2 separate regions of the Mus musculus genome follow, and region 2 is linked to region 1. Evidence: chromatin loops called from intact Hi-C (ENCODE). Cell type or tissue: left cerebral cortex. All regions are shown on one strand.

Region 1 (8,000 bases):
GTCATGTTTGTTATGTATGGAGAGTGGTGGCTGGTTTTGGTTTTCCCTGTTAAATAATATATTGAGAACTGAGAAGAGTTTTATTTGAAATTAAAGACATAGAGGGTGTGGTGAGGAAAAACTTGATTTAATGTAGATTTAATGTAGATTCTCCCTTATGATCAACAAACAATCACTAAACTAATTCTTATTATCAGCAGACTATTTTCTATTCTATTTTTTTAACAATATGAAACATTTCCTCTGAGGGACAAAGCTTTATTTCCTGCCCCCTTTTTTGCAGTTTCAAAGTGGTTTCCCTGTTATGTAATTGGGAAAGACATTATTGTTTTAAATAGAGCAGTAATGGCTTTTTTTTTTTAAATGATTTGTTTTCTTTTTTTTTTTTAAGATTTATTTATTTATTATATGTAATACACTGTAGCTGTCTTCAGACACTCCAGAAGAGGGAGTCAGATCTCGTTACGGATGGTTGTGAGCCACCATGTGGTTGCTGGGATTTGAACTCCTGACCTTCGGAAGAGCAGTCGGGTGCTCTTACACACTGAGCCATCTCACCAGCCCTTTTTTTTTTTTTTTTTTAACTAACTTTTAGCTGCGCTTATTTTATGCTGGATTTACTTCAGTGGTGTAAGTTTTTGTTTCTTCTGGGGTGTCTTTGTCTCTTCCTTCTGTGCAGCCTCCTCTTCTAGCTTTGGAGGAGTTTATTCCTTTCCAGGGAGGACCATCTCTGTGGCAGGGCAACTCGCGTGTGGGTTACTCTGTCCCTGGGCTCTGAGTTCATCGGAGTGTCTCAGGTGCCTGTTCACTTCAAGTAAATCCTTCAGGCCAGCAGTACTTACTTAGGCGCGTACAGCAGAAATTCGGCAACCCTGTGACCAGCCCCACTGAGCGCACCTGCTGTTATCCCACTGGAATGACACATTGCTTCTTCTTCTTCTTTTTTTTTTTTTTTTTTTTTTTTTTTTTGGTTTTTCGAGACAGGGTTTCTCTGTGTAGCCCTGGCTATCCTGGAACTCACTCTGTAGACCAGGCTGGCCTTGAACTCAGAAATCCGCCTGCCTCTCCCTCCCGAGTGCTGGGATTAAAGGCGTGTGCCACCACACCCCCCGGCTTGACACATTGCTTCTTTAAAGTGACTTTGTTCAGTTACTTGGTAGCTTTTTGGACATATATACCATTCATAGCCTGGGTAGTTTTGTGAGTGTTCATAAAGTGAACACAGAGGTTTGAACCTCTTGACTTTCATGATTTTGTAGGGTTCTTTGGCTAAGAGAGGAGGGGACCGTCTTCACTGGTCACTGCAGGCCTCGGACAGGAAGCAGACGCTGGAGACTTTAGATTTTCAAAGAGTTGTTAAATAGTTATATGTTAACAGCCAGCAAACCTGTAAATGCAGAATACAAGTGACTTTTCTTTATATTCTAAAGATTATTTCAGAAATGCCTTCCTAAATCTTTGTGAATAAAATTACAGTTACAGTGTGCTTATAATCCCTTAAAATCCCCAAATCCTTCCAAAGCCGACCCAAGTGCTTGAATAAGGGCTTTATTTACAGATTTATCGCTGATTCTTGAATATCGTTTTCCCTCTCTATGAAATAGTACTGACTTGCGCCTGCCCCAAAACCTGCCTTTACTTGCAGCCATTAGTATGAGGATTCTCTACACCTAAACAGGCCTGCTTAATTTGGGACAATTGATCTTAATTACCTAACATTTTTGTTGTGGTTCCCATAGTATCAGAAACTTTAACCAAACCCAAATCCTTATTAGATTTATTTATTCCAGGGAAACATTTTCAGCTCCTTTCCTCGGCTCTGTTAGTTTGGATTTGCTTTATCGGCTTATCTGCAAACAGGAATGACGTAGCTCTTAGCCCTCTGACCGCACTAGGCAAGATTTTCATTAAAAGTACCAGATCTTATCAGAGGGAATAATTCTCCAGTTCATTTGCCCCGAAAAGGTCTTTGTTTGTTTTGGCAGGAGTCATTGTCACTTGATGTATATGTATGTCCCTATAACCCATACAGGCTGGTTTTTGGTTGTGTTTATTGTGGGCTTAATATTGACAACTCTCCTTGTACGTATCTGTGAGCTTCAAGCTCCAACCGGCCTACTTTCATGTGACTGGTCTCCCTGCCTTTAAGACATCTTTGCTTCACCCTTGCCTTGCCTCCATCCTGCCTCACTGTGTGCTCTTCTCTAGTCCCTTCAGTCTTCCAGGACCCTTTTGTTCCCTTCTGTTGCACCCCTCCCCGCACCCCACCCCCATCTCCCCCCAACCCCTTCTCCTGCAGGAGCTGGTCTCCTAGCTGGTCTACTTTACTCCCAATGTACTACCTTCCTGGTGTTGAGTGGCAGGAGGCTTGAGAGTAAATTGATGTCTAAATAGTGAGGCCCACCAGAGCAAGGAAAGATGGGCCTTGGTCTTTGAATGAAGTCTATCTGTTTTTTATTCTAATCAAAGCACTGGAGAAATCTGTAGTTAGGAAACAATGGCAGCCTGAACTCTGACCAGGGTGTGGTGTGCCCGTCAGCTCCTTCTGAGTCCGGAATGAAGGGGCCACTTGAGTGCCTTGGTCTGAATCTGTTCCATTCATTGCCGAGTTGCTATTAGTTCATCTGGCTAATACACTTTCCCCCTCTTTGAAACACAATGAAAACATCATTGCTCTCTTGAGGTATTGGAAGGTGTAATGTATGGAAAAATTGGATATTTTTGCAGACTTCAGAAGATGGAATAAGCTGCATTTTTCTGCTCAGAAAGAACAGTTAATAATTGGGAAACATTTGACTCCTATAAAATAGTCTCACACCATCACTAAGAAAGTGGTAACACTTCCAAAGTCTAAGTCGGCAATTTTGATTTGAAGGAACACCATTCTTACCGTGCAGAACCAACTTTTTCCTAGGAAATCTTCGGTGCTTCTGATCTTACAAGCCTCTCTTCCCCAGAGAGAAGCCATGGCTTTTGTTTTTTGCTTTGATCCTGTGAATCATTAGCAAAGTTGTAGCTGTAGCGTAGACTTCCCGCTGTTTCTTTTCTCTGTGATATCTTCTCTCCGTAGCCTTTTCTAGGCTGCCACACGATGTACACACTGATTTGCAGTATGGAATGAGCTATAGCAGGAGCATGTAAAGTCCTCAATGCAGACAGGATTACCAGGCAAAACCTCAGCCTCGGACTGTCAGGATGGCTCAGCTGGTGTGGACGCGTGCTGACAAAGCTAAGGGCTTGAGTTCTGTCCCTGGGTCACATGACGGAGAGAAAGAACTGAGGCCACAGGTTGTCCTCTGACCTCCAGGGCACACCAAAGAATGTACCCAGTGCCTCCTGCACTTGTACCCTATTTTTAAAATCTAGCCATTTGTTTGTTTGTTTGCTTTGGAGGCAGTCCCTCTGTGTAGTCCTGGTTGTTCTGCAGTCTATGTAGATGAGGCTGGCCTAAAAGTTACAGAGATCCACCTGTGTCTTTCTCTGCAGTGCTGGGATTAAAGGCCTCTGCCATTGTGACCAGCTAAAAATACAGCTTTTAAATATTAAATCTGTGCTTCGGGAATCACTTTTTTTTTTTAAAGATTGTGTGTGTGTGTGTGTGTGTGTGTTTCCTACACATATTTTTGTGTACTTCATGCATGCAGTACCCAAGGAGACCAGAAGAGAGTTATATATAGATGGTGGTCAGCCACCATGATGCTGCTGGGAATTGAACCCTGGTTTTCTGAAAGAGCATTAAGTGTCTTTACCTGCTGAGCCAACTCTCCAGACTTGGAATCATATTTTAAAAATGTGTCTCTAAATATAACTTTGACTCTTCAGCGGGTTTTTGAGAGTTATGTCATGGCACAGAACACAAGCTTGCTTTCAAATGAACTGGAGTCATCTTTCTTTACAGTGCACACTGGTTGGAATTTTTACCTGAATTGGAAAAAGGGATTGGAATTTTCTGGTTAGGATGTTAAATAAACAAGGGCCTATAGGTGTTTGGGCTTCAGCCAGAAGTCTTAGACACAGAAAAAATACTGGGAAATACTGGTCCAAATACATGTGTCCAGTCAAAGCAGAAACTGTCCCAGCAGCCAGAAGATTAAGCCCATGGCAACAAGTCCAGGGTTCTTGCAAACCATGACGTCCCACAAGTGCTGTGGCTGCTGGTCACTTGGCTTGGGTTGATTCCCTGTGGTGTCGCACCCCTCTTACATCTGAAGCTGCTGAGGAGAACCTAGCATAAGTGGACAAGATGGAGTGGCAGGGATGCCGAAGGGTGGGAGAGCCTCTCCTCTGAGATGTTTACGATGGGAAAGCAAAGCTGTTTGTGAGAAGCCTCAGTGGTTTACTGTGGCAGGAGGCATGGGTTCTCCGTCCTTTATCAATCCACATTAGGAAATACAGGATCAAGTCATAACTTGTTAGTTGCCAATTAAAAGAACAACGGTGCCGTAATTTCAATAAGCGTAAGAGCCTTTCGCCTCACCACATACTGAGGAAGGCTTTTCTAAGGACACTAGACTCTTCAGAGTGAGCTAGTATGTTTAGGTAACAGTATCAGAGACAAAGCCCAGTGGAGATGCCCTGAGGACCTTAGGGGTTACAATGCAAGGCCACCCTGGGACTTGTCGTTTAACCTTAGAGAGTGCTGTGATCTGTGAGCCAGTACAGCCCAGCCCCTCCATCAGCCAGGGTCCCTGCTCCTCAAGCTGTGGTTCTGAGTTGTGACCTTGGTATTTGGTCCCACTGCTGCCAGGTGTCTCTAACCACACCCTCTTTTGCACAGGTGCCTGAGATCATCAGCTCCATCCGGCAGGCCGGGAAGATTGCCCGCCAGGAAGAGCTGCGTTGCCCCTCCGAGTTCGACGATACCTTCGCCAAAAAGTTCGAGGTGCTCTTCTGTGGCCGGGTGACTGTGGCTCACAAGAAGGCCCCACCCGCACTGATTGACGAGTGTATCGAGAAGTTCAACCATGTGAGCTGTGGTCGCAGAACGGACTGGGAAGCGCCCACCGGGCAGCCATCAGCGCCTGGCCCCAGGCCCATGCGCAAATCCTTCTCACAGCCTGGACTGCGCTCGCTGGCCTTCAGGAAGGAGTTCCAGGACGCTAGCCTCCGCAGTAGCACCTTTAGCTCCTTTGACAATGACATAGAGAACCACCTCATCGGTGGGCACAATGTGGTTCAGCCCACAGACATGGAGGAGAACCGAACTATGCTGTTCACGGTAAAATCTGTCGGTTTTTTGCAGCTTGAGGTCTGAAAAATCTGTCTTACACATCCATGTTTGTAGACACCCTTTCACTGCAGAATATAGTTATATAAAAGAGGTTCAAGAGGGATGTTAGAGCAATATGTTTCAACACAATTTTAAGTGGGAAATATTAATTTATAAAACACCCATTGTTAATCAAGGTAACAGGATTTTTTTAAATTAGGTATTTATTTCATTTACTTTTCCAATGCTATCCCAGGTAACTGGATTTTTTTAAATAACCTGATATTTAAAACTTATAACCAAACTAAAATCCTAGACTAGTTGCTTTGTTGTTTGTTGTTTGTTTTGTTTTTTAAACAGAAAATTGTTAAACTGATAACCACAGGGAAGGAAAGGAATGGATAAGCCATACTCAGTCAGCTAAGGGGTTGCATGCTGGCTTGTGGTTTTCCGGATGGGTGATTTTCCTGGGTGTGAGTTGACAGGAAAGTGAGCTGTCTGTCGCCTATAAAGGAAGTGACCAAAGCTGCCTTAGATGTAGTGTATAGCCTTACTGTGCTTAAGCTAAGGCAGTGAAATGGCCCAGGACTAGGGAAGCTGACACAGGTTAGTGTGGTGTGGATAGAGCCGGCTTTAAAAGTCCAGATGCTTGGATCTGGAGAGATGGCTCAGCCTCTAAGAGCACATACTGCCTTTACAGAGGAGTTTGGTTCCCAGCACCCACATCAGGCAGCTTGCAACTGCTTATAATTTCACATGCATCCATGTGCGCATGCACGTGCGTGTATACACACACACACACACACACACACACACACAGTTAAAATATAATAAATTAATCTTTAAGAAGTCCAGATGCTGTGTCAGGGTACTCTACCTAGTACACTAAGGATGCTGGGTGGCTGTAGCACTTGGGCTGCACACGGTGATCTGTGTGCTCTTCCCCAGACACTGCAGTGTTGTTGAGAAAGCTGCTCAGTGCATCTAAGTGGCTACAATCTGCTAGAAATGCATCTGCAAATAGACTCAGCCCACACAGAATGCAGATTCCAGCAATGCAGACAGGCACCTGACGCACCAGTAATTACGATTAAGTTGACAGACACTACGGAGAAGTAGTGGACGCTGTGGAAACGCCTGGGGACTCAGGAGAGGCATCTTCGAGGATGTGATTCTCCCCAGGCAGAGGTTCCCTGTGGCCGATAGGCGGGGTCTCCTGGGCTCAGAGAGCAGCAGGTGAGATGGGAGAAGGGTGGGAAGGAGCTGCACTGCAGATTCCTGAAGACACTGCTCCACTGCTCTGCCTGGCAGCCCCTCAGCCGCCCTGGCTTTACTTCCTTCCTTCAGGTCTCTCCTGAGGTACAGATGTGACACGGGAAGTAGTCGCCTCAGAGACCAATAGCACTCACAGCCCTGGCTCTAAGCTTAATTACAAGTAAACAAATAAAGAACTTTGTGTTCCTGTGATCCCTGGAATTTCAGTCTCCATGAGGCTGGAGACCTCCGTCTGTTGTTTGCCGCCATAGTCACCAGGGCCTAGACCTTGGTGACCCAGGATTCTCAGGTAGATCCTTAGTGAGACGGTCGACAGACTACAGAAATTGGGAAAGTGACTGGGGACGGGGCTACAGTGCTTAGTCAGGCTCCATTCTTCACAACCTTATAGCTCACGCTCAGAATTTTGTTTTTAGTCAAAAAAATTGGACAGTCACTGAAAGATTTAAAGTATGGCATTAAATAGTTCTGGCTGTAGAGCAAAGAAATACATAGGGAAGGAAAATGAACAGAGGGCTAAGAAGCCATTGTCATAGTCCAGGTGAGAGGTAGGGAGCTTAGAATATGAAGACAGTAGGGTTGAAGAGAGGTGGACAGAGGTGCAAGGCCTCAGGTAGATAAGGGTGTAAGGCCTCAGGGAAACAAGGGTGCAAGGCCTCAGGTAGACAGGGGTGAGAGGCCTCAGGTAGGCAGGGGTGAGAGGCCTCAGGTAGACAGGGGTGCAAGGCCTCAGGTAGGCAGGGGTGAGAGGCCTCAGGTAGACAGGGGTGCAAGGCCTCAGGTAGGCAGGGGTGAGAGGCCTCAGGTAGGCAGGGGTGAGAGGCCTCAGGTAGGCAGGGGTGAGAGGCCTCAGGTAGGCAGGGGTGAGAGGCCTCAGGTAGACAGAGGTACACAGCCTCAGGTAGGCAGGAGTGCATGCCTGACATGGGACAGAGTGGTGGACTAGATGTGAGAAGACCCCCAGGCTCACATCTGACTTTAAATTGTCATTTGTTCCTTATAACCTAGCTATATCCAAATAAGAATGCTGCTCAGCTGAGAGAGTTTAAAAAAAATGATGATCCTCTTCATCATATAGATGAAAACAGAAGAGTGCTAGGATGAAATGTACACAATGTGGGGATGCAGTTACTGTTGTCGAGTAAGGGCGATGCTGAGTGGGTGCCTCCCTAGGACAACCCAGAGTCTGGGCCACTTGAGAAGTGTGCTGCTGTCTCAGTGATGGTGGCTACTACCCTTGAGTTCTGTGCACCTTGTCAGTCCTGCTTGCCTGAAGGATACCTCAGAAATACTAAGCAAAAACTGCTCTGTACAAACCTACAGTCTGAACTACAGAATGCATGGTTTGGACATCTTCATTAAGGGTGCAGTCCCTTTTGGTTTGTACCTCTGACTGTAGTCCAGATCCAAGGGTAAAGAGCTTGGAAGAGGAGCTTGAGCGTTAAGAGTGCCCCGAGGATGTGACTGCTAACTTGTGGATCCCAAGGAGGGACTGAATCTGCAGAAACCAACACAC
Region 2 (8,000 bases), 53 kb before region 1:
TGCTCCCTGAATGACCCACACACTTAGAACTGTCCTTAACACATAACAGTTAACACATAACTTCCTTGTATGAGTGAATGAATGAATGAATGAATGAACAAATTGTATGTAAAAATTCTTTAGCTCCAAAAACCAACACTAACCAACAAAGGTAGAAAAGAGAATCATTTAGAAGAATCCTAGGGTTTTTCACAGAGTCACCATGACGTGTGCAAAGCCGGTCTGACCAAGCCATGAAGGGTCGGCATCAGGCAGGAGAAACCACAGACGTGGTTACATCACAGGGATACCCTGGCAAGGGCACCACCCTGGCTTTGCTATCAGACACCGCTGCCCTGGCACTGCAGCTGCTGGGCATTAGCTACAGCTCCATGGCCCTTCTTGTGTTTCAGCTCTCATTAACCCTGTGACTTGACATTACCCTGGGAGAGTAGCAGCCTCAGACAGGAATATCTGATGGGTGAGATGAGTTCAGGCATCCATCTGTGGCTAGAGAGCTGCTGAAAGTGAGTCCTCGCACTTATCAATGGACCGGGCAGGCCTCCACCTGTTTTAGAACAGCCATTTAAGACTGAATGACCTCACAAACTTGAACTATGGGGACTGCTTAGAATAAAGATTTCCATCAACTCAGACGGGCATAAAAATTAGGAAATGTTGAGTCCACAATTCCTAGTCCTATTCCATTCTAAAAAGAACCATTATGATACGTTGGTAACAGTTCATCCACATGTCTATTAGATGCTTCTTGGATAAGAATTATCTCTTGAGTCATACAGGGCTAGACGTAGCAGTTACGGTATGCTTGCCCTTTGTATATGAAGCGAGCGCTCTGGTGTTTTTACTTGGGAATAAAATGGCTGGTTAGAGTCTCAAGGCTTGCCCAGGTGCCGTTGTGGGGATGATTGGTAACTCAGAGGGAATCACAGATGTCCCACAAGCAGGGAGCACACTGGCTCTCAATGCTGGTGCTTCGTGTGTGTGATATTAAGAAGCCCTGGGTATTACCTGTCTGAGACTGATCAAGGTGGGACCCTGTCTATCAATTTATGGGGAAGCCAAGATAGGTTCTGATAGAAGGGAAGTATCCACTGTGCTTTATCTTTGTCAGATGTTAGTGACCCAAGAGAACAGCATCCTACACAGAAATCCTTCACAGAATAAACTATGTGAAGAGTTCTGCTAGGAAATTATCCAAATGTATTTTTTTTTCTGGGTAGTTTCTGCTTAAGTAAACTTCTAGACCTAACCTGCCATCACCTGACTGCCTGAAAAGTTAGTTCCCGGTGGCCACCTGCTCATTTTCTTTGTTGTGTTGGTGGGTGGCTGACTCTGGTGCCCTGGAGGCTGTGCTCAGCAATAAATGAATGATGGACTTAAATGAGATTAGGTCATTGCACTTGTGGTTATCAGGTGGCTGAACCTGACTCAGTAACTGAGATAGTTCCAAAAGTAGGACCTCAGATCTGTCAGTACCCACAGTGACCTCCCAAGAACTTGAGGACACCTCTGTAACCTCCTTGGCACTGTGAATCTTCACTTGGGTTTCTGCCTGTAGAAGATGCTATACATGAGTTTTTTAATGGTCCCATATGCTTTGTTCTACTAAATAACCCCTCCACAGAATTTCTACATTAAACCAAGCCTTATGTGCTGTGTGTTTATGTAGGACATATAGGAGTCCTGTAGGAAGCTGTTATGGCTAAAATCAATGTTCTATGCATATCTAAAAGGGCAGCACTTCCATTTTATATACTTCTGAAATAACAGACATTTTGTTTTGTTTTGTTCTGTTTTCTTGAGACAGGATTTCTTTGTGTATCCCTGGATGTTCTGGAACTAGCTCTGTAGACTAGGCTAGTCTTGAACTCAGAGATTGGCCTTCCTCTGCCTGTGCTGGAGTTAATGGTGTGTGCCACCACTGCCCAGCTGTGAGAGATATTCTTTCTTTCTTTCTTTCTTTCTTTCTTTCTTTCTTTCTTTCTTTCTTTCTTTCTTTCTTTCTTTCTTTCTTTCTTTCTCTCGTTCTCTCGTTCTCTCTCTCTTTCTTTCTTTCTTTCTTTCTTTCTTTCTTTCTTTCTTTCTTTCTTTCACCACACCTGAATCATATTAAATCTTTTTTATATAATCTAATGAACAGATAATGGCTAGATTTTTTTTATCTCTTTATAGAGCTTGTTTTTGCTGTTTTGAGGCTTGAACCTAGGACCTTGCACATACTAGGCAAACCATCTACCATTGAATTACACTCTCATCTATTTCTTTGCTTTTATTTTGAGATGGGTTTTCACTTCCTTGCTCAGTCTGGGATTTGCTGCTCCAGTCTCTGGGATAGTTGGCTTATACCACCAGGCCCTACTCTGGGTTAGTAATTTTAAAATAGATGAATTGAGAAAAATTTTAGTTTGGAGTCACATTCAAAATAAAAGTTAGCTGTGATTCATTTGAACACACAGATGTTTGAGTGTTGATAATACACAAAACTATTGTCTTATAGCATGTATAACTGAGATGAGAGTCAATATTTTGCTTGTACTCTGGCCATTTTAAAGAGTATACTAGTTTCAGTATCAAAGTAGACATCAATGGAAGCAATCACCTCTGGTGTTTTAATCGCAGTTACATTGTTTTTCTTACCTCTGTATCTTGATGGTTATCCAAACAGTCATAGGAGGGAAGAAAGGCTCGGAAGCTTGTATCATGTGACTATTGAAACAATGTCTTTAATTTGTCTACACAGGAAATGACTGATTTTATCCTGTCTCAGAGAGAGGCTAAGACCATGGCCAGGGTATGGAAAGGTCAGTAGGAGTCAAAGGAAAAGAATTAGAGGTGTCTGTTGCAGGAAGAGGAAGTTGAATGTAGGTGCTGAGGTCAAGCAGATAGGGTGACAGTGGTGTCTGGGGGAGCGGTAAGGTGGGCATGGAGTCCAGTCAGTGCTGACACCAGTTCTCTCTACCGGTGGACAGAAGCCATGCCCTTCGCTGGGCTTTGCAAAATTCCCAGAAAGCCGTAAGTCTTGGCTCTTTGCTATGAACGCAGAAGAAATGAAAGTCTGTGTTCACACAAGGTCTTACAGGAACTGGAAAGTCACTTAGAACCTGAAGACAACCCGGACGCTCATGAATGGTGAAGAGAATGCTCTGTGACAAATAAAATCATTATACTTTTGTGTGTGTTTATATCTGTGTATATAGTGTTTGTGTACAGTGTGTCTGTATGTATAATGTTTGTGTGTTTATATATTTGTGTGTGTTTGTGTCTATGTATGTAGTGTTTGTGTTTTTACCTGTGTGTGTTTAGTGTTTGTGTGTGTGTGTGTCTGTGTGTGTACATGTATGTTTGTATAGCTGTGTGTATAGTGTTTATGTGCATGTGGATGTATGTAGTTAGAGTGTGAATGTGTATGTAGTGTGTTTGTGTCCGTATGTGTAGTGTTTGTGTGTTTATATATTTGTGTGTGTGTGTGTCTGTCTGTCTGTCTGGTTTGGGGGTGATCCCAGGATCATTCTGCTGAGTGTGGCAGTGTAGACCTTCCCAAAAGAAGTATACAGTACATAATTCCATATAAAGATATAAAGATATAAAGCTCTAGAAAATGCCACGTCCCATCAGTGGCAAGAACAGCGCAGTGGTTGCCTAGAGAGAGGGGAGGATTACAATTTGAGGTGTAATGGAAATGTATTGGTGTCACAGGTACGTTCATATATCGAAACATGGGAAGCTTTACACAGGACATAGGTGAGCTTATTGTAAAAATGTCGAAAGTTACAAAAAAGAATAAGACTTGTTACGTGTTCAATAAATGCCAGGTCATACGCATTAATAACTAGACGCTGCTTGTTACTATCTCTGTTACAGACGAGGAAACTGAAGCTCAGAGAGGTTAAATAACATCCCTAGTACTACACAGCAGCCCAGAGGTGTGGTTAACATGTTGTTGGCTCTAGGTAGAGCATATCTGACTAGCCACCTAAACCAGCCAAGAGACCTAACAGTGCAGTGTTTCAGAACAACCTCTAGGGGGCAGTGGTAGCACCCAAGAATTTTGTGACCCTTCATGAGAACTGTTAAACATGTGAATTGGGCTTTTGATGGTGGTGGTTCATGCCTTTAATCTCAGCACTTGTGACTTGGAGGTCAGCCTGGTCTACAGAACAAATTCCAGGATAGCCAAAGCTAGACAGTGAACCTCTGTCTCAAAAAGCAAAGAAAAAGAATTTGATTTTCCTTATTCAGTTGTTAATTCCCAGGCAACAAAACTCACTCAGCTAAGAGTACACCCAGTAACTTTTGGTTATTATACATTCCCAGGGCTGTGCAACTTTTGACAATGTATTTTCGTAACATTTTAGCTTCCCTTAATGAAACCCTGTCACCCTGAAGTTCCCTCCCTTCCTTTACCCTAGTCAGGCACTCACTTTGCGGTCCGTATATGCTTGCCTCTTCTGGACACTTCATATAAAGGGAATCCTCTCCACATGGCCTCTGTGCCTAGCGGTTTTTGTTTTGTTGTGTTGTGTTTTGTTTTGTTTCTCAGGACGTTTTCAAGATTGTCCATGTAAGGCATGCAATGCTAACCTGTTAGTTTTTGGCACTGAATGATGACGTTGTGTTAACGTGGAATTTGATTGATTGATCTGATTATCAGTTAACTGTCCCTGAAGAAGTTTCTGTTTTCCCACTGTTATGAATAACACTGCTATTCTCAGCTTTTTAATTTTGCTTTGTGTGGGGATGTCAGTGCAGGTTTGGAACCCAGGGCCTTACATGTGTGAGGTACGCCTTCTACCAGCTATAGCCCCACTTTACCGTCCCCACTTTTCCAAATGCAAGTGCTGCGATTCAAGGCCCTGTGCCACCAGATTCAGCTCTCAATCAGTTTTACTTAAAAAAGTGATGGCCATTTGTGAGAGGGTCCACATTGCAGGCACAAATGCGTGCAAGCAGAAGGCTATTTACTTTGTAATTAAGAAAATGAGTGAGGACTTTGGCAATATATTTTTTCCCTTGTATAAAGTATTCAGATGGAGACCATAGGTCTCCATGATAGTGTTTCCTAATTACTAGTGTTTAGGAAGACTGTTAGCAAAATAGTAGATAATATTTGTTCTCCTGTGTGAGGCACTTGCTATAAAGCCGGTGTGTATTTTCTGGTATAATTCCTACCCTAGTGTCTGTACGAGGTGTTATTATCTTTGTTATAGACGAGGCTTCTGAGGCTTCTAAGGCCCTCAGGCATTGTAGCCAAGACTACCTGACAGCTGTTGTTGGTTTTTTTGGGGGTGTGGGGTGGGGTGGGGAGTAGGCTAGGTACAGGAGCAGTCTTTTATCTCCACAGTGTTCTCTGCTCAGCCCGGGCTTTCTGGGAGCCCCTGCCTGCTGGATACCTCAGTAGCACCAGGAATTTAACATCTCCAGATGCTTCCCAAATGTTGGGAATAAATATCCAGCTTTCCCTCTCTTCCCTTCTAAGGTTTATGTCTGAGGTTGGCAAACCCTTGCTCTTGGGGGCCTGAGAGCTTTCAACCTCCCAACCTTCCCAGTCACCATCCCAGCTGCTCAACTCTGTTATGTCACCGTGAGAACAGCCACACACTGTATGCAAAGTCTGGGACTGGCTGTATTCCAATAAAACTTTATTTATAAAAGAGTGTAATGGACGCATGTGACCAGCTGGCTGCTGCTTGCTAACCTCCCGTTTTCCACAGTTTCTCGGGAAGAACCCAGTCACTCCCAGAAGTAGCTGGTTCACCACATCTTAGTCTTGCTTCCCCGAGCCGCTGTTCACAAACCCTGACTCAGGCCTCCTGACGCCACAAGAAGACAAACTCCAGTTCCTTTCCTTGGTGCTGTTGATAGGGCACTGAACCGCAGACCCAGGACAGTGCCACCCAGAGCAGGGCTTCACAGGGACAAAGAGGGGACACAGAACTGCTGTTCTGATCCTGAACGACCCTGGCCAGGGTTTATCGTAGAACCTGCTACAGTTCTCCCTTCAGGAGGATTGTTCAAGTTCATCCGAATAAACGTGCCCGGTGCCTAATGCTGAGCTATTGTCAAAATTAGGATGGGTTTATCATGCTTTTCCGATAGCTATGGAAAAATGCCTTGAGGTTCTTTTGTGGGAAAACTTAAGATCAATGATTAAGATCAATGATTTTTTAATTTAAGACTTCATCTTATTGCGGTGGGCGTATGTCTTTGTGTGCTTATCTTTTTTTTTTTCCTTTTTGGTTTGTGGGTATGTGCATATGTATGTAGAGGATAGCCGTGGTGCCATTCCTCAGGAGTCGTCTACCTTGATTTTTTGACAGTCTCTTCCTGGTCTTGAGCTCACTGATTTGAGTAGGCTAACTGGCCAGTGAACCCCAGGAGTACATCTTCCTTCACCTCCTAGTGCTTCTTAGCATGGAGTTTCTGGGTCTCTAACTCAGATCTTCATGTGTGCGCAACAGTCGCTTTACCCAATGTGCCTCTCTCTCCCCAGCGCCAGGCCCTGATTTTTAATGGTGTGGTTTTAGCTTCCTAGACAAACTGGAAGGATGGGAGGGTCGGGAGATTGCCAGGGTTCTTCATTCACAGTGGCAAAGCCTCCTGTGGCCTGCCAGGAGCTACAATGAGAAGGTCGACATTAACATATCAAGATCAGCTAAGAGTGTGCTTTAACTCTTAGGGTTTACTCTGTGCGTATTCTGTGAGTCTGGGCATCTGTAGACTGACATGAATCCATTATTGTTTACGATTTATTGTGTAAAAGATAAATGGCTAGCCAATACTGTGTACGCTCTCCCTGCTTAGTGTCTTTATTTGAACATCTGTTATCTTTTTAAAGCAACACAAACAAGCCTTATCTTTAGGAATTATGTACTGAATTATTCATAGATGAAATAGGGTTCCAAGGAGAACCTTTCAAATAATCTCTGGCGAGACTGTGTGTGGATATGGTGGAAACAAGATTGGTCCTGAGATAACATTTGTTTAAGTTTAGCATTGGGACCTAGAGGTGCGCTATACTACTTCCCCATTTCTTTGAAAATGTCCTAAAGTGTTTTGTTTAAGACTCCCCCCCCCCCAACTTCAGAATTTATAAACAAAACTTTACTGGGATAAGAACTCCATGGTAGGTGGCAAGAAGGGAACTATCCTTACTTAGGAGCTGGGAACCAGTAGGTCCCAATTCTTTAACATATTGGGAGTGCAGGCTCTTTCATTCCTAAGTATACTCTAGACTTCCTGCAAGACCGAGGTCATGTGATCAGAGGAAGGGCATGCAAGGTCATGTGATCAGAGGAAGGTCATGCAAGGTCATGTGATCAGAGGAAGGTCATGCAAGGTCATGTGATCAGAGGAAGGGGCATGAACCTTGTGGCACTGGGCTTGAAAAGGGAAGACACTGTGACCTCAGCAAAGATGGGGAAGTAGGCTGCATCAGCAAATCTCAGAGACGATACTGGAAAGGAAGATTTTTTTCAAAACGAGGTTTTTAAGAGAGGCCAGGGTAAAGCTTTTGGGATCTGTAGACTGGTTGTAGCGTTTGTCTAGGGCAGTAGAACACCGGCATCTATGGAGAGACTTGCTCAGAGGAATAAATCACTAGGACGTTAAACTTTTGTAATACTGACCTGCAGGTCGTTTGGTAATGCACAAGGGCTTCACCAAGCCCAGCTCTCTGAGGACACAAATCTGTATGTGAATCCCTGAGAGTCCCCAGCAATAAATAAGCACTTCCTAGATTATAATTTGCTCACATAGATACAGAGGATCTTTGGAGAAAGTGGAGACACCTCCTCAGCTAGGTCACGATTCTCACAAAGCCTGCGGGACTTCGAGGTTCAGACCCATGGCCCCGAGGCTCTTTATCTTTCCTCAAGCCATTCCTTCAAATCCCATCATGATTCTCATCTGGTTGAGTTTAAAAAAAAAAAACAAAACAAAAATCTCACTATGTAACTGGGGGTTGTTAGTTTTAATTGTCAACTTGACACACTCCAGAATCA

Evidence for each region. A loop is a pair of places that touch in the nucleus more often than their neighbours do. Peaks named below come from ENCODE experiments on the same cell type or tissue, not always from the same donor. Only the 100,000 strongest peaks of a DNase experiment are listed, where the experiment ranks them.
Region 2: it touches region 1 in a loop (3-fold over the local background); 25 of 42 quality-filtered maps call a loop at or near these places.

Annotation. Positions count from the first base shown.
Region 1 is chr5:64,251,938-64,259,937 of GRCm38, forward strand. It overlaps Tbc1d1 (TBC1 domain family, member 1), which reads left to right. Exons shown (of 22, transcript NM_001310611.1): 3 at 4,778-5,218. It overlaps Gm38634 (a long non-coding RNA gene), which reads left to right and starts at 5,226. Exons shown (of 2, transcript XR_001784863.1): 1 at 5,226-6,445; 2 at 6,557-7,539. In left cerebral cortex, a CTCF peak has its summit at 3,652; no DNase peak of the experiment used is centred here.
Region 2 is chr5:64,198,481-64,206,480 of GRCm38, forward strand. The region is part of intron 2 of Tbc1d1 (TBC1 domain family, member 1); the gene reads left to right. Among named protein-coding and RNA genes, the nearest start is that of Tbc1d1, 42 kb to the left of the region's middle. In left cerebral cortex, a CTCF peak has its summit at 4,008 (motif pointing right); a DNase peak (open chromatin) is centred at 4,004.